Linked DNA regions of Mus musculus: regions 2 and 3 are each linked to region 1. A link is a loop called in an ENCODE intact Hi-C map of the cell type or tissue named here. Cell type or tissue: left cerebral cortex. All regions are shown on one strand.

Region 1 (8,000 bases):
GAGAACATGTTGAGGAGAAAGAGGTGGTTAGTGTGAAACTTCTCGGGGGGGCTTAGAAAGATGAGGACGGGATCTTTCTCAAGGGAGAATGAAAGTTGGAATCCAGACAGACGGGAGTACGTTGGGAAATCAGAGTTTCAGTGCAGAAGTAGAGGGAGCAGAGCCTGAATCTTTATTTAGTAAAGTTTGTTGTGAATTGAGAGTAGAAGAAATGAGGGAATTTTTAAAAATGTAAATAGGAATGATATGGTAGAGAGATGCTTATCAACCTTAATCATCAACCCAAAGCAGTCCCTTTGGCTTCCATGTGTGTGTAAGAACGAAATGGAATTTGCCCTCCTGCACCTGACTTATTTCATTAGTATAATGTCCTTCAGCTTAACCCTGTCTCTGATCACAGAGATGTAGGGAGTAGAAAGGTGGTCACTGGAACTTGGGAAGGGGTGGAAGCAGGGGAAGACAGAGGGAGGGTTGTTTGTGGTAGAAGGGTACAGGTGGATAGGACCAATGGCCTCTAATATTCAGCACCTCAGTAGGAGGAGGATGGCTGGTAATAACTGATTTCATATTACAGATAGCTAGTGCAGAAGGAATTTCAATATTCCTAACAGAAAGCAATGATAAATGTCTGAGAGCAGGGTCAATTACCCTGACCTGATCCCTACACACTATACACATCTATGCAGTGCCACACGGCAGCCCGTTAAGTATGCTCAATTACTGCGTGCCAACTGAGAATCAAAACATATTTGAAAATAGCTGATTTGGGTAATTTGTTGGATTGTTCTGAAATAGCAAATGATGTATTCAAAACTGCTCTTCAGAGAGCGAGCCGTGCTAAAACAGTTTTAGGAATAAGCCTTTTCTAAAGTGATGGTTCCGAGGAGTCACTGTATGTATCTCAGAGTCAGTTCCTGGCAGTCGTGGCCCACATTGCTTCCTTACATGAAGCTGGATGCTTAGTGAGTGCTTTTGCTAAGTGATTTCTTTCCTCTGGATCGTCAATGGATGGTTTCAGTCGGTCCTCTAGACTTCTCTTTCTTCAGTTTTGAAAATTGATGGCTAATGATGAAATGAATTGCTGTCAGAGTAGTTCAAACATGGTACTCAATGGAAACAAGTTGGTGTTGGGGACTGGAGAGCTGGATCAGCAGTTGTAAGGGCATACTGCTCTTACAGAGGACTTGAGTTCTGGTCACCCATCCCCCTTGGCTCACAACAGCCTTTATGTCCAGCTCTAGGAATCTGACACAATCTTCTAACCTCTGCACATATGCAGAACTTATCCTACGTGGTGTAGGATAATGATGGCTGATAACAATGAATTCTATGTTCAAACTAACTAGGACAGGGTACCTTTAAATTAAAAATAAAATAAATCTTTAAAAATGAAACGGCATATTAGGGCCATGGACACAGCCAATGGCAGACTTCATGTCTTACATGTGTAGGGTCCCAGGTTCAAGACCAGCATTGTTACAAGAAAGACCAAGGAAACAAGCAAATCTCAGCACAGACTATAGAATTTCACTTTTGCAAAAGCGATATACAGATACTCATAGACTTCATTCGACCATTTATGTTATACATTAGTAGACTGAAATTATTTTAAATAAAATAGCAAGGCTTGATAGGAAATAATAAAAAACAAAAAAACAGCCATGCCCAACCAGGTAAAAATATTTTCAATCCCAAAGAACAGCTCAGATCGTTTGCAGAGAGGATAGATATTCTCCAAGTGCCAGACTCGGCAGGAGAATTTGATTGATTTGCATCTTAGTTCAGACCTAAAAGGACCTTGTTGGTGCTGTTGTTTCTAATGCTCTGTTTCTAAGGCTCAGACTGCCTCCAGCTGTCTTCCTGTTCTTTTCTAAAAGTCCCTGGTTTTTTATGAGCCTGTCCTCCAGACTCTCCTTTTCCGCTTTGCTAACAATAACGGCTCAACTTCCGGACACATTTCCACCAGCGATTTCTTAGCCCCTGCTTCTGAATAGTTTTGCCAGTGAACCCGATTCTTTCCTTCTTCTGCTTCTGGTCTTCATCTACAGGGTCCAGAGTCTCAAGCTCTGTGTCAGCTTCAGGTTGCAGGTTCGCTGCCTGCCTTTGCAGGACAAATGCTCGTCTGGATTGACAACGTTGTCCCTGTTTGCCCACAGCGGCCACTGGCTGTGATGTGTCCTGGCACCCTCCTGCAGTGGCCTGCCACTTGGAACACTGGACCTTGGCATGCCTCTGTGCTCTGGCCCTTTTGGAGATTGTCCCTCAAGGGCTTCATAAGAAATTGGTAACTGTGTTTACTTGGTGGCTGGGAAGAAAGTCTTTAATATCTCAATTAAAAAAAAACTCATAATGTAAATATTTTTTGTTGTTGATGTTGTTTGCTTCCCCCACACACACCTTTTTTAAAATAACATGTGGAGAAAGGATCGTAGATCATTTATTTATTGTGTGTTTATAGTGTCTTAAACACCCCCACCCCCAGCCCTTTTTAGTGCCTTTAGGTCCTTTCTGAGTCTTAACTACCCAGCAGGTTTCTTATCGTCCTTGCCTTGGGGAGTTGTCCTTTTCTGTGCTCTGATAACACACAAGGTCTGCTGGAGTTCTCCGAATGCCGTCTGCTCTGCCTATCTAAGTTTTGTCTTTCCCATTAGACTGCCGGCTTTGTTCTTTTCCTCTTTGTGCAAAGTGGAGCCGCGCAGTCCTAAGGCCCAGAATCTTGGCTCCAGGGTTGCTCAGCTCTTTCCAGTCACTTGCCACCATGGTCGGTACCTTAGGTGCCACCCAATTTACGTTCCGGAACAGTGAAGCCGTCCATTATTTATTTAAACCCTATTTTTAGAAGAGCTGCAAGGTGCTATGAAAACGTTGGGTCTCACCCTGAAAGTTTGGGCAAAGTTCCTCCTAAGAAGCAATAAGTGAGTTTAGATTTGAAAAAGGAGTAGGCCTGAACCAGTTGCCTCTGGAGGAGAGCTCCAGGCAAGAGGAACATGTGGGTGGACTCCGAGCTGGCAAGAAGCACGGGGGTATAGTACCAGGACTATATTGGAAAGATGAAGTAAATGCAGCTGGAACACAGCTCTGGTGAGCACAGAGCTCCGAAGAGCCAGGCTTCCGTGGGCCATTCTCCTGTTGCCTTGAGCCTGTATCCCATGCACACTAGTCATTTAGAGGATATGTTTTAGGCACCAAAATAAGGTCGTTTTGGGGTCAGTGATGAATCACAAAGATCCACCCCGGAAAGAAGAAGCTGCCTTAAGACATTTATTTATTTATTTGACTGCGAGGATTTAGGAGCTGCTAGGTGAGTCCCCGGAGAGATGGAAAGCGGAAGACAGAGGTGCGGAGGTAAAAAAAAAGGAGAGTTATCAAAAGCTGCTGCCTCTTAACACCAGAATCCGGAGCTTTGTGTCCAATGCCTCCCTCTCCCTTCACATACCCTTAGTTTTAGGATCCTGGGCGTTGGGGTGGGAGATTGACACTAGCCAGCAGGGGTTGTGTCTGAGGGGCTCTGGGGTGCTGGGAAACTTTCCCAGCAATGCTAGCTAGCATCTGTATTTACGACAGACCACATTCAAATACATTCAAAGAATTCTGGAAATAAAGCAGGAGGCTGAAACCAATCGCTCATCGCAGGATGGAGGACCATTGCCAAGGCAAACAAGAACAGGTGAAACGAGGAAGGAGCAAGCTCTTAGTCTCCCTCTAGCGGCCACTGTTGGTAGAGACTAGCCGTGCGTCGCCAGCGTGCCAACCCAGGTTTCACATCCAAAGCAGAGAAGGGTGTGTGAAAACTTTCATTTTTATGAGTTTTTAGAAAAGACTCATAGGATGGGGAGGACAGAAGAAGGACAAAGAGGGCACTGAAAAATGGCGACAGGGACAATGAGAAAAGGCTGTCCTTAGATCTCAAAGTGCTTTGAGAGAGACTGTGAAACACACCCACTGTAAAACTAATAATAGTAATAACAATAACAACAACAATAATATAACAACAACAAACTGTTAGGATATGAAGACAAACATTGCTAGAACAGAAAACCCTCGAGTGTGACTTTCATTTCTGCCTTTCCACAGTGCAGCAACTTTGGAAGCCACCGTAGAAAAGTCATTCCATAAACTCTTTTTGGTGTAATAAAGATGGATTCTCTGTCTAATGCAGAAACACACAAAACTTCTTTGTTGGTTTATGCTACTTCAGTCTCTGGATTGGAAAGCACGCACACGGGTGATCATTTAATTACGAATATTATATCCACTTGAGCACGTATATTTTAAATAGTTGATAAAGACCCAAAGTCAGATCTCTCACTGTTGGGCTTAAAGCTGTCGGAAACAATGACCCAGGTGAGGTCAAAGGAGATGCCCCTACAAGTATGGTTTGTGTTCATCTCCTAAGGATCTTACAGCTCTCCTGCCCAAGACCTCCCGGAAAAGAGCAGGTCTCTCTCATTTTCTTGAGCACAGTTCTAAACTCCCTGCCAGCCTTAGGCTTCCCTTGCGAGCAAAGCCAAGCAGAGGGCCCTATCCAGACCCAGAAACACTCCCCGTGCATATCCTTTTCCTTTGCTCTTTTGGTTTTTCTTCCCCCCCCCTCCTTCCTCCTCCCCCTCCCTTCCTCCACCCCTCCCTTCTTCCTCCCCTCCCTTCCTCCTCTCCTTCCTTTCCTCTTCCCCCTCCCCTTCCTCCCTTTTTCCTCTCTTTAGTATTTAGAGTCTTGAAATATATGAGTGGAAACATCAGATAAGTTACAGTAAAAGCAGGGAGATGTCTATAGGCCTGAGGTGAGCTATTTGATGACTCTCTTATTGTTTTTTGGTTGCTGACAGTTAGTAGTCTGTCAATTTTGCACATTTTAAAAGACTTATCTGTTAGTCATAGATACAGAAGCAGGCAAGGAATTGATATTTAAAAGTGGTAAAGGTAGCCCATATTAAAGTTGAGGCTTTGGGTCTGCAGAATTCCAACCTCCCTACAAATAGTGGAGTTCTAGTCACTTAATCAGCCTTATAAAAAGTGCAGCTCCTCCAACAAAATGTCATTCACACCATATAGTGCAAACTGGCACTGAGCTTGTGATTTTCCTGCCTCGGCCTCTTGAGTCCTGAAATAACAGACATATATTTCTATGCCTGGCGCAGACTATTCATATTCTCTGCTCATGACATGAAAGCTAGTCACACCTAACCCATAAACAATACATTATACATATTTCTAAGTGCTTATAAATAACACATTCTTTAAAATAACCAAGACTGGGGCTGCAGAGGTGGCGCCATGGTTAAGAGCACTTGGGGATTGGTTGCTATCATTCACATGGTGGCGCGCAACTGCCTATAACTCTAGTTGCAGATGTCCTTTGCTGGCCTCCATGAATATTCTACACACATGGGGCACAGGCAAAACATTCATACCCATAAATGAAAAAAAAAAAAAACACCCACAAGGCTGAGGCAGGAGGATTGGTTTGAGTTCAAGGCTAGCCTGGGTTACAGAGTGAGAGCCTGTCTCAAAAAGAGAAATGGGAAGGCGGTGGGGAAGAAAGTTAATTATTGTTTTGATACCAAGTTGTCTGGATTCCAATCAGAAGCAAATTGATATTTTAGTCATCTGAAGCAATTCTAACAAAATAACTTGGTGATTCATTAGATACTTTGCGGCAGTAAGATTGCAACTTGTTTTCAAATGTACTCTATTAAAGGGTGTGTTTGTGAAAGGTAGAGTAGGCACAGAAGGCGACTTTTCACCGTCCTCTCAGTCGACGTCAATGCAGCGGTTTAGTTCTTTTCTTCCAACTCCTGTACATCTCCAGAGAACCAATAAAGTGAGTCCTTTGATGTGAAGAGAATGCTAACCATAAGCTATAACCACAAAATATCATCTAAGAGGAGCATTGAAGTGTTATTGATTGTTCAAATGGACTCGTCCGTCTGAAACTGTCATTTCTTGGACATAGTTCCCCTTATTACTTGTAATAATTATTGTTGTATTTTATCCGGTCTCTCACTTCTGAGGGCCAGCGTTACAAGACAATGATGACTTCAACGGAAGACAGTTTGTTCTACCTTCTAACTCCTCAATAATGGCTCTTGTTTTCATTCCGTTTCTAAAATGGACACCATCAAGGATTGCTGATCATTCATTGTTCTCTGGAAAAGCAAAACATGTTTTTAACCAGGCTTACGAAGAAAGTTGACAATCATTATAAATAAGTTTATTTCTCAGAAAAATACAAGATTGTTATTAAAGTTTCCTAGGTCACTCCAGATAGTAAGTTAAAAAAAAAAATAAACTATTCATTATTTAGGTGTTTGTTAGTGGCAGCATTAATGTGAGAAACGAGGCGGGGAAATCATACAAACACAAATCCATTTTTGAGTCTTTGAGTTACACTGCAATGGATTATGGGATTGATTATGAGGTGAGAGACTATCTCCAGATATCTCGGGCACTACTCCATGTCCTTGGGCACCAAGAACAGAGTATAGATCATACTGTAGAGTTGCTCACTTTCACACTAGTGCAAAACTAGGTAGCTCTCACTAGCCTAGCAATGTGTGGAATACTTGTCAGAATTAAAGGACATGGTGTTGTTTTTAAAGGCATCTACCAAACTCCAAACAAAAAGAGAAGCCACGAGCAGAAGCCAGGGAGAGGTTTGTGTCTTTGTTGATTATCCTTAACCATTGACAACCAAACTTTATCACCTCCCCTGACCCTCTTTGGAGAGAAGCTATTCATCTCTTGCTCGCCTGTAGACCCTCTGGAACTTACTCACACTTTATGATATTTTAGCAGTGCCCCAAGCTCATCTTGTCTCTGCTGTGAGTTCCTTATCCAGGGCAGCCTTTCTAACAGGTTCAGCATCTTCCCTTAGCAGTTCTTCATTCTCTTGTTGCCCAAGTTCTACGTAGCTAGTCTCTATCTTTCTCTAAACGGTATAAAAACTGTCCTGGATCAGAAAGCTGCTGCTCATGAGATGAAATTGCAGGTGGCACATTAGAACATGCTTTTCCCTAACAGCAGCACACTGACTTAGTCATCACACTTCCTCTATCCCAGCGATGCCAAAACTTACAAGCTTCGTGTACCCTGTCCTCCGGAAAATGACTTCCAAGTTCTTTTCTTCTTTGGAGGTAAATTGCTCATGTAGATTCCTAGAAAAGGAAATGTATTTCATGTCAGTTCCAGAGACAGCCTCACGTATGTGGCCTAATATGCCTTTTTAATGGTCTAGATCAAGTAATAGCCAAATGCAAAATTTAAAAATTATCCTTCCTTCTACCAGGAAGTCAACAAACACAAAGTAATTTCAGGATGGGTTCATACATAGGGGGAAAGAATAACTGTGCCATTGTACTTTTTGTTACTCAACAGGTTCAGGACGCCCCTAACAACAGCTCTTGGTAGAGCAGAGGTTTGAGATCAGGTGTGAAACCTTGCAAAAGAGTCATTTTCCAGTTTCAGTGTTGCTGGAATATCACCACTGGGCAGAGGTGAGGCTTAAGCTCCAAACTTCCCCTTAAACTGTGTAGAATTGGCACCTCAGGCTTACAGGTCAGTTTCACAATCTGTAATATTCAGGTATGGCGGAGGTTTACCTAGAAAGACCAGAATCAATGTCTTAGATGTGGCAACCGAATATGTGTCTGTGTTCTAAGACAAGTGCGGCAGGGAAACCACTGAGGTAGACGACGTTCAGTCACTGCGATGTGTGCTTGCTGAGCAGCCACGCTAGCAGTGACAGTTTCCCTTTGCTTTCTCGTTTGAAAGCAAGCAGAGTTCAGAGCAAGCAGTGGTCCACTGGCTCTCTAAAGAAGATATAATGTGCTTTGTATTCCAAGATGATAATGAAGTTTATATCAGAGACACATGGTTGGACATGCTCATACTTTCCTCTGGCATCCCACAGTTAGGCATTCATCTTGTTTTATATTCACATATCCATGCAAAGGTCTTACCACTCCACGTTTGGTTTACTGTCGCCCATGTCTCATTTCCCC
Region 2 (8,000 bases), 89 kb before region 1:
CTCATAAAACACAAGGATAGAAGGAATTGAAGAATCTTGACTGTGAGACATTTATTATAGGGATTTTTTTTTTTTTTGTCCCACTCTCCCTGGGGAAAGCAGTACTATTGTCCTGCAATGAGCACTTAATGCCTTGTCAAATGGGTGCCCATTAAGAGTCTTGGCATTGGGTTGTCTTTGTGGTATCTTAGCTCCCAGTGGCTCTCTTCCAGTTGCCACCTGATCTATCTGGCTGAGCAAGCCTCCAAGTCCTGTGCTCTTGTCTGTGACTAAAGTCCTTCTCTTTCTGGATTAGGGATCACAAGACAGTTTGGCCACTTCTTTTCTTAGGCAATGCACTATTATTGTCAACCACAGAGAACTTGATGTAATGTAATGCAGAGACTTGTGATAGGTGTGTGTGCTCAGGAATGTGAGTGAACAGGCTGGCAAATTAATGGGGAAGGAAAATAGTCTTTAAAGACACTGCTAGATGTTTAAATACTCTGGCCTTTCCTACATTTGTGTAAGGCCATTTCCAGATGGTGAATTCAGGTTAAGTCAACAATATATATTTTTTCTGACAGTAAGGATTGAGATAAGTAAGTGAGATATTGCCTATGAAATCATGTGTGTGAATGGGACTGGCTTCAAAGGAATACTCCATGGGTCCTTTCTAAATATGTGGCATCTCTTCTATATTATTTATTCCTTCAGTAGCCTGTTTGTAATTTGGAAGATGAATCTATTGTGCAGTTCAAATGGTACACTATCTATTTAAACTAGTGATGACTTGGGCCAGCCTGACAATTCACGACAGTTACTTAATCATGAGTAAAACTGTAAGTTTTTAAAGCTAAGAAAAGCTCTGATGCCCAGGGCAGACAGCGAACATGCATACTGAGAGGCAGATTTTGAACCCCCCTGGCTACCATTGTTTGTCTTTGTTTTTTTTTTTTTTTTTTTTCCTTTTCTTTTCTTTTTTTTCTAAAAGGAAGAAGTTAGATTTAAATCCAGTTACCCAGAAAAAAATGTATTGTTTCAAAATATATCCACCAATTCAGTTATTATACATTCAGGGACAGTGCTAATGTCAGTGGGACTATAGTCATTAGCAAAATTACTTTGGCCCCCATTGAATTTTATGTCTACAGTAAAGCTGTCCAGCAGAAGTAGGATGTGAGGCCAGATATGGTTGGGTCCTAGCACATGGAAGGCTGAGGCAGGAAGATTGGGAGTTTGAGACAAGCCTGGACTCCTACCGAGACACTGTCTTGCTTTTACTAATGCTATAAAGAAATGAAATGTTAGCCCAAGTGTAACTTAAACATTTTTATTAGAAACCATAAAAAAACAAACCTAAAAATTTCATTTCATTTAACTCAATTTAGCTAAAGTACTCTATTGAAATGTAATTCAATAATCCTAAAATAATCATGACATTTTCTTTTCTTTTTACCTTACTGTCTCCATAATTTGGTGTGGATTTAACACCTGTGACACATCTCAGCTGGGGTCAGCCACATGCTAAGTTCTCAGGCCTATTGGCTGCTGCATTGGTACAGGTACGTTTGCTAACACCTACATAACCATACAAGCAAACGTTTGTATTTTAATGGCAAGAAGTAGAGCTTATGGGATGCACTAGAGAGAGCCAGCTTTGAGGAAAGGGAAAGGGTATTCTTGGGAACAGCATAGGTGAAATCTAGGAGTTGAAAAATCTGGGAAAATAAGGCCAGTGTGCTGAATGGGAAGAAGAGAGGTACCAAGACAGGAGGTGAGAGAGGAACAATCCAGGAGAAATGGGGTTTCAGAAACACAAACATTTTAAACTGTAGATACAGACAGACACATGGGGAGGAAAAACTAGAGAGGGGAGGGACTAGATACTAGTTTTAGAGGCATAAAGATTAGTCAAGTTACACTGTTTGTGAATGTTCTAATGTCCGAGCTTCTTGGAGATTACACATTAGGGAGCTAGAGCCACAATTGGAGTAGGAGCTGAAAAAAAAAAATTAGCCAGATAGATCAGGAAGGGAGGAAAGACATGGCAAACATAAACTGTGTCCTACAAAGATCAAAGGTCATGAGGGAGACTGTATTCAGTGGTGGGAGTGGAGGGGCCAACAGGACAAAGCATGGAAGAGTCAAAGATGCTGATGTGAAGCTCTCTCTCTCTCTCTCTCTCTCTCTCTCTCTCTCTCTCTCTGTGTGTGTGTGTGTGTGTGTATGCATAGGGAACTGAGTCAGTAGATCTTCAGCAATAGGTGAAGTTTCCTTTAGTTGTCTGCTAGTAGCCTAGTGGGTGGTAAGTGAGGAGTTTATGTAGAGATGAAGTGTCCAGAATTAAATAATTGCTATTTTTGCACTGCATACGAAGTTCCTGTCAGTGGCAGTTACATGTTATTGTATATAACACATAGCTCAGATCCTATAGGGATCTCTACCTAGCCTGTACCATGTGTGTTCTTGTGAGTACATTCTGTAATATTTGCACAATGGCCAAAAATTGGCAAAGGGCACCTTTCTCAGGATGCTATCACTGTGGCCAAGAAATGTGTGACCACACTTCTACACACTGGGGGTTTTGGAAGGAATAATCCAGAGACTTAAAAGAGGTTCTGGAAAATAGACCCATTCCTCAAATGACCACAGCATTGTACTGAGTCTTGAGAGAAGCCATGTTTGTCTGGAGACTGTGGAGAAAGCCCGTGTTATCTCCCTTATATATGCTACCTGGCAAGCAAGGTATCTGCTCCACTAAGTTCTAGTCAACAACCATACTTAAAACACACACACACACACACACACACACACACACATATTCAGACCATCATTTCTTTTTGCCTTTACATGACACAGAATATTTGTTTATCTGTTTTTTGTCTTTTTGTGTCTGAGCATTGCAGTTAACACAGTGTCTTCCAGTGCTCTCAACGCTGCAGCAAATACGATTTCCTTCTTTATGTCTGAATACTACTCCTTTGTGCATATTTATCAGTTCTCTTTAGCTATTTGTGACTGGTCCCATCTGGGCAGGTTCCACAGCATACTGTAGTAAACAGTGTTGCAATAATGCAAAGAATGGAGGTCTCTGGCATGCCGAGTTCAGTTCCTTTAACAACTGTGGATCTTCAGTGTGATGATTCATTGGCTGAGACCTGTGAGAAAGGCTGACTCATGAATCCCTGGAGCCTGTGTTTCCCACGAGCTCACCTGGAATGCTGAGACTACAAAGGGCTCTCTTAGCCTTCTTGAACAGTGATGTGGCAGTTGCTAAGGTGGGCAGCAAGCTTGCTTACACACCCAGCTGAGATGGACCACTGCAATTGGAAGGATGCAAACCTATCTTACACACAGGGAAAAATGGGCGGGTTTCCCCAGTGCATCGGTGCTCTGCGGTAGGGGCTGTTTCTCAGGGACAGCTGTGTTACGAAGGATGCTTATGTCTGCTTTCCCTCCCCCTTGCAGGCATCAGTGGTTGAGACTGATAGGTGCATGGGTAATAAAAGATGCTCCTGTATATGATGGAGTGACCACAAACCAGGCCTGGAGCAGTGACTCTTAATCTAGGCTTGTTAAAAATAGCTATATGTCTGCATTTATTTTGTTGATTAAAGGCTGATGAAGAGCTGTGCTCAGTGTTTCATGAATAACACAGACTTTTAAAGAAGCAAGTAAATTAAGAGAAATATGACTAGATCTTTCATTGTATGGCGTCCTGGACAACAGAGCTCTTGAAGTCTTAGGTGGAGGGAGTGGGAATGGCAGGGGAGGCTGGGAGCTGGGCTTGATCTGATCAGTTAAGACTCTGGAAGACATGAGCAGTTAGCATTTTCTTCTAAGAGAGATGGGAAGCTGGGGACATTTTGTGTTATTCAGGAGAATATTTACAAGACATGATGTGTGTCTTTTTTTATGAGCTTTCTTTGGCTGCATTGGGGCTGACTGCAAGTAGTCTAGAGAAAAAAAAAATTGGATTCCCCTTACTGATTCTGGTCATGAAGCTGCTGCTGAGGCTTGACTCTCAAGTGACCAAGCAATAAACAGAAAGCACTCACAGAGGCGTGAAAGGAGCAGGCCAGCCTCCTCGCAGGAAGGGGCTCCCACCAGCCACATTTCTTGCTGGCCTGCTAACGCAGCCCGAATCAAAGGAAACAGATCATACAAAAAGCTTCTTTGTAGTTTTGTTTAAAGAGAAGGCATGCTTAGGAACAGGCTTAGAGGACGTGGAGAGCACGCTGATGAGCAGGCTCACAGCATCAGGTGAGAGCACCAGACTTGATACTCCTACCAGCCTTCCCAGCGCAGACTCTTTAGGGGAGCTCGACATCAAGGGCCCTTGGAGCTCATCCTTTATCCAATGGAGACAGACTTCCTCTTCCTGTGGCCTGGACTGTTTTTTCTTCTTCTCTCTGCTCAGCGCCTGCTCTCCTCTGATCCCGGGCCTCTGCTGGTTTGCCGAGGCCTCATGCTTTTTACAACTAGAGGAACTTTAATTATGCTGGTTGCCTGGGATCCTTTCTTCCTTTGTTTGAAGTCAATTAATGATTAAGCAATCCCTGTTTTTGACCTGTCTGTCCCCTGGCTGAAGGAACCATCACGCCTCTGTCCTCTGAAGCTCAACTTTTGTTTGATCCCAGCTCTATCTTCCAGACCTGGGGTGGACTAGCTCACCTGACCTGAGTCTCTGACTGACCTGGACATTTTTAGAAGAATAATGTCTACTCTGGTGCGGATCCAGATGTATCGCGTAGCTGTAGGCTGGTGCTTTTCCCTTGGGTCGTTTGAACACTAGGTGATTAGCCGCCTCTGGATCTTGGCTTTGAATGCTGAACCCAATCTCTCACTTTGCTTCCCTTAGCCAAGACTTGTCTCTCAAGTCATGGTCTCTCTTTTAGCGAAGTCCTGACTGTCTGGTTGGTCTTTCTCTGTTGATCTCTTCTCTTTTATTGGTACCACACCACCGGACAACAAACTTCCAGATCCGGATCAGTCCTGAGGCCTGATGTTCGTGGAAAAAAAAAAAATGGTTCTCAAATCATATTCCAGGGCTACTATGAATAAACTTTATAATTTTAATAGATTTTAAAAACTAACTCATATTTTAAAGTTCATTTTTGTGGAAATTTATTAATGAAATTTCATTTAAAGTTGAACAACACTATATAGTGGTTTCCAATTTTTTATTGCCTATTAATAATTTCCTGAGTTATCTCTCACTGATACATACACACACACACACACACACACACACACACATTATCTACTGTTTTCTTTAAAGTATAATTTGTCATATATAGGGCTAAGTGGTTTTATAAATGATAGCTAGTATACTTTAAAATATATATTTTAAACTTTAGACTGAGCATCATTTTAGAAGTTTCAGTAAACTACCATTAAAAATAATTTTAGCTCATTTTAAAAAAAAAAGAGATATGCTGTAACAGTTTTGTCTACGAGCACACTAGTAAACTGTGATCTTGCCAATAACATTAGAGCAAGTGCTCACTGGAAGAATTCCCTTCCAAGGTATCCTGGCTTGGTTGCTGGAGCACAAGAAGGATGAAGGAGCTGGGGAGGGCTCTGTACCTTATACGGTTCACATAAGCACACTCAAGGGACTGCTTGAGAGAAATACTGGCCTTGGGGTATGCTTGCGTCATTTGTCAGAATTTCCGGACACTAACCCACTGACCATTCTTAGATTATCTCCTTCCAATTACAACTTCCCTTCAAGCTTAATTACACGTGGACTTGCAAACACAGGGGGACGGTTAAACAGCAGATAATGAGGCCAAAGTGCTTGTGTGTTCTACACCCGCCTTTTGTTTGATCACAATCTGGTCTTCCTGGTAATGCACTGTGAACTAGGCATTCGAACCTCTCAGGGCTCAAACCAAAAACCACATTTGCATAAAATCCAATATTCCTTGCCTCTGAAGTACCCCTGCTGTATGCATGCCTCTCTCGGCTTTAAGGGGAGATGTCTGCACAGTGATGGAAGACAGCCGTGGACTTTTCCCTTCAGACTTCCATGTTTGCAGTGTTTTGCTTCACCTTGTAAGGTCTGAGATAGTTCCTGCATAAATAAAATCTATTCTGAAAGTCTTTGTAAAATCAAGACCTAAGGGGATATGATTTGGAAAGAGAATCTTTATTTCTATTCTCTCTATTACTCTCATCATGGCCTTTTTAGTTTTTATTCTGAAGAAAATAATTTTATTCTAAATTAACTAACAAATGGAAACATTGCTCTGCTGGTTTAAAAAAAGAGCACCCAAACATTTGTTCAACCCCAGTTTTTAGCGTTCTACATAAAGTCAGTCATGGTTTCATGGTTTTTCTGCGGCAATAGAACAATTAATAACAGGAGATTTAATCTAGGGCTTCACTATCAAGTACATTATATGTGTGTGGTGTAAGTGTATGTGTGGGTGTATGTGTGTGTGATGTATGCACACATGTGTGAGGTGTATGCACGTGTGTATTCATGAGGCCAGCCCCTTCTAGAGGAGATCAGAGATTCTGCTTCATCTCTTTCTACCTTCTTCCCCTGAGAAAGCGTCTCTCACTGAACCTTGAGCCAACCTGGAGCCAGACTGGCAGTCAGTAGCAATCTTACTCTCTCCTTCCTCCCCACCCTCCCATAATGCTCTGGTAAGTGAGATGTGTGATTACACTGCTTACATGGGTCTTGAGGATTCGAACTCATGTCATCATACTTGCACAGCAAGGTCTATTACCATCCGAGCCTTTTGCAATTGCATTTTTTGGGGGAAGGGTAGGGGGGGAATAAAGTCATTTGTTCACCAAAGCCCATTTGCCATTCTTCAACTTGAACATCTTGCTTAGATTAATCTCTTTGCAAGTCTTCAGTGCCTTACAGAACTTAATGTGACCCTGGCTTTTATCGCATTCCACGACATGTTTCATTGCTTCATCTCACAAACACAGGGCCCCTCTGCTGCTATGCCCTCCGAGGGGCAATGTTGCTAATGCTACCCAGATGCTCAGGGGTGGCTGAGTCCCAATGTGTGCCTCGGGGCGTCACCCACAGCCACACTGGCTGCAGCGCTGTCACCTTAGTCATCAGACCTGGTTACTAGATGACCTTATCAGTTGACCTCACTATACAGGTGGTGGCTGCAAGCTTGGGTACAGCTCTCACGTGAGGTGCCCAGCAGGCTGGAAGAGACCACATGAAGGCTGTAGCTTCAGCTTCCGTGAGGCGTCCTAAATATGCCAATTTTTCCTCTTGTTTATACAACTACTCCATGTTCCTGACTGAAAAATTAAAACTACAGATTAATAGAAAAAAAAGTACCCTAAATACCATCTGGTAGAAGAAACCTCCCTTAACAGTTTGGCTTACAACAATATTATTATTGGTACATGTTGCCACATGAATGTACTACAATCACTAGCCCCCTTTTTTAGAAATGATGTCCACTGGAAATTTATGTGCAAATTTTGGGGTTCTGTAATCTGGGTAGACAAATAGTTCAGGGGTAATGAGAAGGTAGCCCAAAGGGACACGTGATATAATGACATGGAAAGATGGTATCTGAGTATTTGAAGGCGGAATCATTCTACTGTGAAGATAGAGAAAATCCTTGCCAGGGCAGTGAACTGGCTCAACCCACCTACAGGCTGAACAGTGTGGGATTCCTGTGAGGTCATTCAGCACCCCTGCCCAAGTCCTTCGATTCTTTTATGTGTTTGGCTTAGTTAATAATTGAAGAAATTTTATAAATTTCTTCCACTATTTATGAAATTAGCAAAAAAGAAAACAAACAGAAACAAAAACAAAACCTCCATACCCCTAAACCAAGCTAAACCATCACCACCAACAACAACCAATTAACCAAACCAAGCCAAACCAAACACCTGACTTTAATGCTAAAACATAACACCAATGGTGGTGTGAAAAACTAGATACATTCATAGACTGTTCTACATTGCCCCAGTGGTGCTGGAGGCCATCTTGCCCAAGTAGAAACAGGGCAGCGTGGTTGATA
Region 3 (8,000 bases), 170 kb before region 1:
ATGCTCGCCACCAGTGGCGTCCTCAGCCCTGGAAGTGCATTCTAGTTTTGGATGCAATACACACACAGTAGCAAGGTCAAGGGTACTATAAAGTTAGGACTGTAATCCAGGCTTCAAGCTTTTAAGATATCTCTGGGGCAATGACTTCAAGGCTGTTTTGGTTTGTGTTTTGATTTGGGGGCATTTTTATTTTGGCTTGTTGGCAATCTACTCTCTGCGCTGCTCTCTAGTACCCCGACTGTGGGTGGCTTCAGGAACTTACTGGAGGGAGAGGTGAGCCCGGGAGAGAGGCATTGGTATGCTGTGTTGCATGTAGCATGGGAATGCACAGCGAGGCTTTGATGGATCCAGGAGCAGCAGGGCTGGTCCCTGGGAGACAGAGATGATGCCAGGCTTCTTCTGGCCTTTCGTGCTCATACTTTCTTGCCCCATCCTTGCCGGTCTAGGCACTCCAGGCTCCCCCTCCCCAAAACCTGCAGTGGCCAGGAAACCCTCAGCAGTTGCCCATCCAAGGTGTGGCCAGCCTGGTTTCCACTTGGCAGAACTGCTCTGTTCCAGATGGAGAGAGTACAGGAACTTTGTCTCCATGTTGCAAATGTTTTCAGAATCAGTCTTAATATCTGAAAAGTTAGAAGTCAGCGAACTGACAGGCTACCAAGGAGTACCCAGATCTCTGACCATGCACTGTTTGCAAAGCTTTTGCGAGCTCCCTCCAGAACTAACTTCTCAGTCTCTCGCATCACCATATTCTATATGATTATTCAAAACCTCAGCATATTTTGTTAAGCTCAGTGTTCACTGGTCTTTTTTTTTTTTAATTTATTTTGAGTAGGGCCTTTTCCTTATTCACTTTTGTTATTTTTTACTTGAGAAAAAATTATCTAGCCGGATGTGGTGGCGCACGCCTTTAGTCCCAGCACTCCGGAGGCAGAGGTAGGCAGATTTCTGAGTTCGAGGCCAGCCTGGTCTACAAAGTGAGTTCCAGGACAGCCAGGGCTATACAGAGAAATCCTGTCTCAAAAGACAAAAACAAAAAAAAACCAAGCAAACAAAAAAATTATCTAAATCCATTCATACTAAGATGCGAGGAGCTGATATTTGCTTGAGATACCTCTGTTTTCTTAGACAATCTAAACACATAGCTACAGGAGGAGGGAGTCCAAGGAATGACAGCTTCTAATTAAAGAAACGCTCATGCCGTGGTATGAAATAGCAACTGCAGATCAGGTCCAACAGGGCACGTGACACCATATAAACCACATAAGGACACTTCACTTTCCCCACAAAAAGATCCTTTTTTTTTTCATTTATTGAAATGTTTATTTTTTTTTGTAAAATATATTCTGATTATAATTTCCCCTCCTCCTACTCCTCTCAGTTTCCCCACGAACCCCCTCCCATCCAGAGCAACACACTTCCTTTCTCTCTCCTTAGGGGAAAAACCCCAAACGAGCAGGGCTCTAAGAAATAATAGTAAAATAAAATACAGCAAGTTACATAAAAAACAAACAAATCAGAATATAGCAAAACAATCAAGCAAGAAAAAGAGCCAAAGTAAAAGCTCAAGAAATGCATATAAGTGTGCACGTGCACACACATACAAAGACACATACAGAGAGACAAATACACATATACACAAAGACACATGCATATACACACACAGAGACACAGACACACATACATGCACAAAGACGTGCATACACACAGACACACACAGACACACACACACACTAAAAAGTTCCAACCAGGAAGCAAAGGACCTATAAAGTTAAAAAAAAAAAAGCCCTAACTTAACATTATGAGTTTAAAAAAAGCCCTAAAGGTGCCTGTAGCCTGCCCTTAAGAGTGGTTTGTTTCCTCAGTGAGACTTCCTTGGAAAAAACAAATTTTTCATTTGCAAGTGGCTATTAATCAGAGATAGCTTCTGGGTTAGGGTGAGGAGCGTGTCTACTTGCGCTCTCAGCAATAGAGCTCCACCTGGCACAAACCTGTGCATTCCCCGTGCACGCTGCCGCAGTCTCTGTGAGTTTGTTTCTGCACTGGCCTTATTGGGCCTAGTAGGCCTTGGTTCTGTGGTGTCCTCCATTCTCTCTGGCTCTTGCATTCTTTCTGTCTCCTCCTCTGCAGAGTTGCTGGGGTCCCGGGAAAAGGGATTAGATGAAGGGGTCTGTTCTGGAGCAGAGTGTTCCCTGCTCTCTCACTCTCTGCCTAATGTCTGGCAGAGACATTATGGGTCTCTGTATTTGTTCCCGTCTGCTGAGGAGGAAGCCCCTTTGATGATGGCTGAGCAAAGCCCTGATCTGTGAGTAGAGCAGAGTCTATGAGTTGTTAGGAAGCACGGCTTTTCTATATTCATTTAGCAGGACAGCAATGTTTGCTTTTACCTTCAGTCTCACGTTATTCACCACCCTGGAGAAGAAAGACGCTGTTGCTGTCTCTTTGAGTCATTGCACAATGACTTGCATTATGGAATTCTATGGCTCTTTAAAATGTGAAGTGTTGTCCCTCCTATGAGAGGGACTGTTGGGAGCCGACTCCTAACGGAAAGCGGCTATCATCTCTGCAGCCATCTCGGGCTATTTACTTACAGGTGGTACTTTTCCACCCTGACGAGAGACTTGTCTTCCTAGCATGATGTTTTAGCGAAAAGCCCACCACAGCTGAACACACTGATAACATCTTGGTTTTCCCCTCTGCATCCAGGACCTGTGGTTAAGTGTCTCCAGCTGCACTCCCCAGCGAGTGCATATATACCCATAGTTGCCTGCTAATAAACGAGACTTGATCTTTGATCACCTGTTTTGTTTCTATTCTTCGTGTCTCTTACCCCTCAGCCCCCATGCTCTCTTGCAGACCCTGTTGACTGACCCACGGACTGGGTCAAGGGACCTGAGCCTAAATTGACACAGCTTGTTCTCTCTGTGAGTGACTCTTAAAATTTTAACGGGCATTGTACTGGTTAGTTTTTGCTAACTTGGTACAAGCTAGAGCTTTCTGGGAGAAGAGAAACAGCTGAGAAAATGTCTCCACTATACCGGCCTGTAGGTAAGCTTGTGGGGGCGTTTTCTTGATTCGTGATTGGTGTCCTAGGCTCAAGCCAGTGCCACCCCTTGGCAGGTTGTCCAGGATTGTATAAGAAAGCAGGTTAAGAAAGCAGGCCTCGAGGAGCAAGCAGCACTCCTCTATGGCTTCCGCCTCAGTTCTTACCTTCAGGTTCCTGCCCTGACTTGCCTTCATTATGGACTGTAAGCTGTACAGTGAGATAAATCCTTTCCTCCGCAATTGCTTTTGGTCATGGTATTTACCACAACAATAGAAACCTAAATGATACAGACATTTGTGTTATTTTGTAAGTAACTGGGCTTTGAAAAGTCCTGAGCATCTCCGCATGGGGAAGACTCTGTGTGTGTGTGTGTGTGTGTGTGAGAGAGAGAGAGAGAGAGCGCGCGCAAGAGAGAGCTGGAGGAGAAGGAGGGGTCTCTGTGCCCTCAGAACCATGTTAGACAGGGCCCCCCTTCTGTGCTTTGAGGGAGGCTAACTTTGTGTAGGAGGCTGCCTTTTTCCATCCGGGAAAGCTTCCTGGGGAGTGATTTTTGGATCGCAGTTAACAAGTGTGTAGTGGGCACTCTGGGAAGGAAAGATGAACCGGCATGTGTTAGGGCTGTACTATGTTACAAACCTCCTCCAAACTTACTGGCTGAAAAGGACAGCCATCTGTTGGTCACTGTTCTTCGGTTTGGCAGTTCAGTCAGAGCTCAGAAGGATGGTTCGTGACTCATCTCTGGTCTGCAACTGTTTGCGGTTGCTGGCTGTCGGGTCACAGATGGCTTTGCTCCTGTCGCAGCTGTGCGAGGTTCTTTTCTTTCCACCGGGAGTGAAAGCAGAAGCAGCAGGGCTTCTAGGGTGGAGGGGTGGGGAGTCACGTGATGCTGCTTCTGCTATATCCCGTGATCCCATAACTCTCAAAGTCACCCCAGATCCAAGGAGGTGGGAAAATAGACGCCACCTACTTAAGGTAGGAGCTGTGAAGAATATATGGCCATATTGAACCCTCCATAGGGCAATTTCGATGAGTAAGGCAACTTCCGGGATGGAGCAAGGACGACTGAATTCGAGGAGTTTTAAGGAATCCTACTTCATTTAACAAGGACTCCTATATAAATGAGTAGCTTCAGAAGGAACCAACATGAGAGACCCGAACACTAAATACTTAGAACCAGGGCTTTAAGGTAAGAGTCAGCAAAAGCCGGGACCTGTCCCCTGTCCCCTGCCGCGAGGAGTTTGTTGGACTTCAGCTTCCTTAATGTTTTTAATTTAACAAATGTTTGTCTTGAGATCTTGAAAGAATCTGTTTCTTGAAACCGCATGTCTAGGCTAGACTTTACCAACAAACATTACAGTTTCTAGAAGTCAGCAGACAGAGGCTTAAGCAGCTGGCCTCAAGAGCTAGACAGAGCCTGGGTTCAAAGCCTGTCTTCACCATAAAAAGCCTACATTGATTAGCCACTGGAGCTGTCTGCAGTGGGTTTTCTTTCTTTCTTTTTTTTTTTTTTTTTTTTTTGCAGTGGGTTTTCTATTGGTCTAACATTGTTCTTACACAACAGGACGACCCCGAGGATCTAATTCACAGACAGGTTTATGGATTCACTGGTGGACTTACTGGAGGGGCTTACTTAACATAATTCTACGTTTTGAGGAGCCCCTCCCCAAATTACTATCATTTCTTTTAGATCATTATGTTTATCAAGTTATTAACATTTCTTGCTATGTAGTATAGGCTGACCTTGAGTTTGAAGTCCTTTTCCTCCTTCTACCAAATGCTGCTATTATAAGTGTGTACCATTATGCACTGCTTATGATAATTATTTTTACTCTTTTTAAAAAGTATTTCTAAATTTTTTATCTCTGTGTGTGTGTCTGTGTGTGTGTTCACATGTGTTCAGGTGCTTCAGAGTTCAGGAGAACCCAGAAGAAGGATGTGTGGAGGCACTGGTACAGGTGGTTAGGAATTGCCAGACTTGGGTGCTGGGAAACTGAACTTGGGTTTTCTCCACAGGCAGTACTTGCTCTTAACCATGGGGGCATCTCTCTAGCCTCACAGCTATTATTTTAAAAAGAATGTATTGTTTCAGTCTCATGTTTCAAGCTGGATATTTTGTTTCCATAGTACATCAGGTTTATAGACTTTTTATTTTCTGAACAGGGTTTTTCTGTGTAGCCCTGGCTATCCTGGCTCTGTACATCACACTCGCCATAAATTTGGAGATCTGCCTGCTTTTGCCTCCTGGATGCTGCCATTAAAGGCATGTACCCCTACCACTTGGCTTACAAACCTTTTAAAAATTACAATGATTACTGTATGTTAATTGTACAAATTAATGGGACTTCACCACAATGTTTCCATGCATGCATTCATTGTGACCTGATCCTGTTCCCCCCCATTTCCATGCTCTGTCCCCTTCCTCTTTCTACCTGCTTCCCCGAGCCTCTTTCCCTTCCCTAAAGGTCTTACATTTTCAGGTTCCTTAAAAAAAATGACCATCATAAACTGTTCTAATTTTTGAACAGTTTCCTACACACATATAATTTTAGTCATTTTACCCCTCTCCACCTCCTTTACTCTTCACTCACACCCTTCCCAATACCCCCCCCCCCCCCCATTTCTCAACAAGTCCTACAGTCATTTTGTGTCTGTGTGACACACGGAGTCACACATTTCATTAGGGCTGCTTGCATGAACGTGGATGGGCGCTACTTACTGGAGGAGGATGAGTAACTTACCAGCGGCTACACTACTGAAGAAAGAGGCTTCTTATTCCTCAGCAGCTACTAGCTGCCCATAGCATAGCTCTTCAGAGAATAAGTGTAGTGTCTCATGTACCTGTCCCCATTCAACGCAGGATGCTGAAAGGCCTGTCTCGTACAGGCAACGGCAGCTGCTATGTGTGAAATATCCATGCTATGTTCTAGAGACAGTGTCTCACATCGCTCCTCCTCACCCTCTGACTTTTATCTTCTTCCCATTCAGTCCACTGTAGTGTTTCCTGGCCCCTGGAAAGAGTGATCTAGATGTCCTGCTTAAGGGTAAGCATTTAGCTGTCACTCATTCTCAGGACCAGTTATGAGTCTCAGCATGAACTGCAAATAGAAGCTTCTGAGAACGTGGCCGAGATTACCATTACCCTATGGTTAGTATAACATAAACACCTGGGACGCATACTTTCAAGTCTTTCTTTAGTATCCCCTGTTGTGGTTTTTATGTGCACCACCCAGAAAGTGACACTATTAGAAGGTGTGGCCCTGTTGGAGTAGGTGTGTCACTGTGGGTGTGGGCTTTAAGGCCCCCATCCTAGCTTCCTGGAAGCCAGTATTCTGCTAGTAGCCTTCAGATGAAGATGTAGAACTCTCAGCTCCTCCGGCACCATGCCTGCCTGGATGCTGCCATGTTCCCACCTTGATGATAATGGACTGAACCTGTAAGCCAGCCCCAGTTAAATGTCCTGGTCATGGTGTCTGTTCACAGCAGTAAAACCCTAACTAAGACATCCCCCTTCGGACAATTATTTTAGTGGACAATTATAGAGCCAACCCCAAGTCTTGTTTATTCATCTGTGAGCAGAATAAAAACTCACACAGGCTAGGAATGCCTTCCGTCTTCCTTTCGTCCTTTACCTAGAGAAAGAGGGGTTTCTCAAGGCTGGCGGGTCTCACAGCTTTAGCAAATAATCCTCAAGTAAGGGAAGCTTTTTTTAACCACAAATGCATTTCAAACAGAGGTAATGAGTCCACACCAGTCTGGAACAACCAGCGCCTCCTAGATCCTGGTAATTGAAGCTCACTTGTATGGAGTCTGGATTGGGCTCATATTTTTTTCCTTTTCTTTTTGCATTGCCACAAATGAAAGTCTGCTGACCAGACAGATAGAAAACAGTTGTATGGTGGTCACTATAAGTATTCAGAGACTGTGCACTTGAGCCAAATGTAACCAGCACAGAGCATGGGGTTAGGTTCAGAAGGAAAATGCCGTGTGGCGATGGAAAGGATTAGTATAGCACTCACAGCCCAGGCAAAGAAGCAACATCTCTTGAAAAGTACTGAATGAGGTAGAATGTTATTTCCTGCCAATCAGCTAGGAACATTCCCAGCCCAGCCTAAGAAGACTCCCTGCAGAAAAACCAAGAAATACAGTTTTGATGGGACCACCTATACCTTAAGGCCTCTGGGAACTTTAACAAGGACCAATTCATGAGAACTGTTGCTATATGCCTGAACAAGAAACTAAGCATGAATTTCAAGTTACCCATCAAGTCTGCCGAAGGGACTGAGATACTTCGGCAACAGGGGTCAATGAAGATGGGATGTCAATAAGCAATCAGTAGGGATATTTTTTGAGAGGCGGTGAAAATGAGCTTTTGAGTTAGGCTTTTGCTGCAGGACAAAGCAGAAGTATAGCTCCCCTGCTTCTTTTTTAAGTCCTTTTTTTTTCTTTTCACGTGTCTTTGTCTGTGTGTGTATGCCACGTGTCTGCGGGTTCCTGCAAAAGCCATAAGAGGGTGTTCCATTCCCTGGAGCTGCAGTTGCAGGCGTGTGAGCTGTCCATTGTGGGTTCTGGAGATTAGAATTGGGCCTTCTGGATGGGCAGTGAGTGCTTTTTTTTTTTTTTAAGATTTATTTATTATATGTAAGTACACTGTAGCTGTCTTCAGACACTCCAGAAGAGGGCGTCAGATCTTGTTACAGATGGTTGTGAGCCACCATGTGGTTGCTGGGATTTGAACTTCAGACCTTTGGAAGAGCAGTCGGGTGCTCTTACCCACTGAGCCATCTCACCAGCCCGCAGTGAGTGCTTTTAACTGCTGGGTCATCTCTTTAGGGCCCCTCCCCAAGGATAATTTTAAATTAGAAGTACCAATTAATGCACACTCTTGACGCAAGACTTATTTTCAAGAGAATTTCATTAGCACAGGCTGATGTAGCTTTAGTCCTAGCCCTTCAAGAAG

The links. Peaks named below come from ENCODE experiments on the same cell type or tissue, not always from the same donor. Only the 100,000 strongest peaks of a DNase experiment are listed, where the experiment ranks them.
Region 2: it touches region 1 in a loop (2.3-fold over the local background); 7 of 42 quality-filtered maps call a loop at or near these places.
Region 3: a loop joins it to region 1, with 4 times the contacts of the local background. A loop is called at or near these places in 4 of 42 quality-filtered maps.

What each region holds. Positions count from the first base shown.
Region 1 is chr1:151,074,801-151,082,800 of GRCm38, reverse strand. Gm36297 (a long non-coding RNA gene) reads right to left here. Exons shown (of 4, transcript XR_387468.4): 3 at 7,076-7,154; 4 at 5,471-6,146. Gm36139 (a long non-coding RNA gene) reads left to right here. Exons shown (of 3, transcript XR_387463.3): 2 at 7,375-7,493. It overlaps Gm36077 (a long non-coding RNA gene), which reads left to right. Exons shown (of 2, transcript XR_387461.2): 1 at 1-26; 2 at 2,049-2,356. Among named protein-coding and RNA genes, the nearest start is that of Gm36077, 5.1 kb to the left of the region's middle. In left cerebral cortex, a CTCF peak has its summit at 3,712 (motif pointing left); DNase peaks (open chromatin) are centred at 1,943, 2,120, 3,013, 3,692 and 1 more place.
Region 2 is chr1:151,163,997-151,171,996 of GRCm38, reverse strand. No RefSeq gene overlaps it. Among named protein-coding and RNA genes, the nearest start is that of Gm36139, 13 kb to the right of the region's middle. In left cerebral cortex, no CTCF peak of the experiment used is centred here; a DNase peak (open chromatin) is centred at 4,052.
Region 3 is chr1:151,246,788-151,254,787 of GRCm38, reverse strand. It overlaps Gm46162 (a long non-coding RNA gene), which reads left to right and starts at 3,464. Exons shown (of 2, transcript XR_001779479.2): 1 at 3,464-4,229. In left cerebral cortex, no CTCF peak of the experiment used is centred here; DNase peaks (open chromatin) are centred at 3,156 and 3,757; H3K4me3 peaks cover 452 bases; H3K27ac peaks cover 538 bases.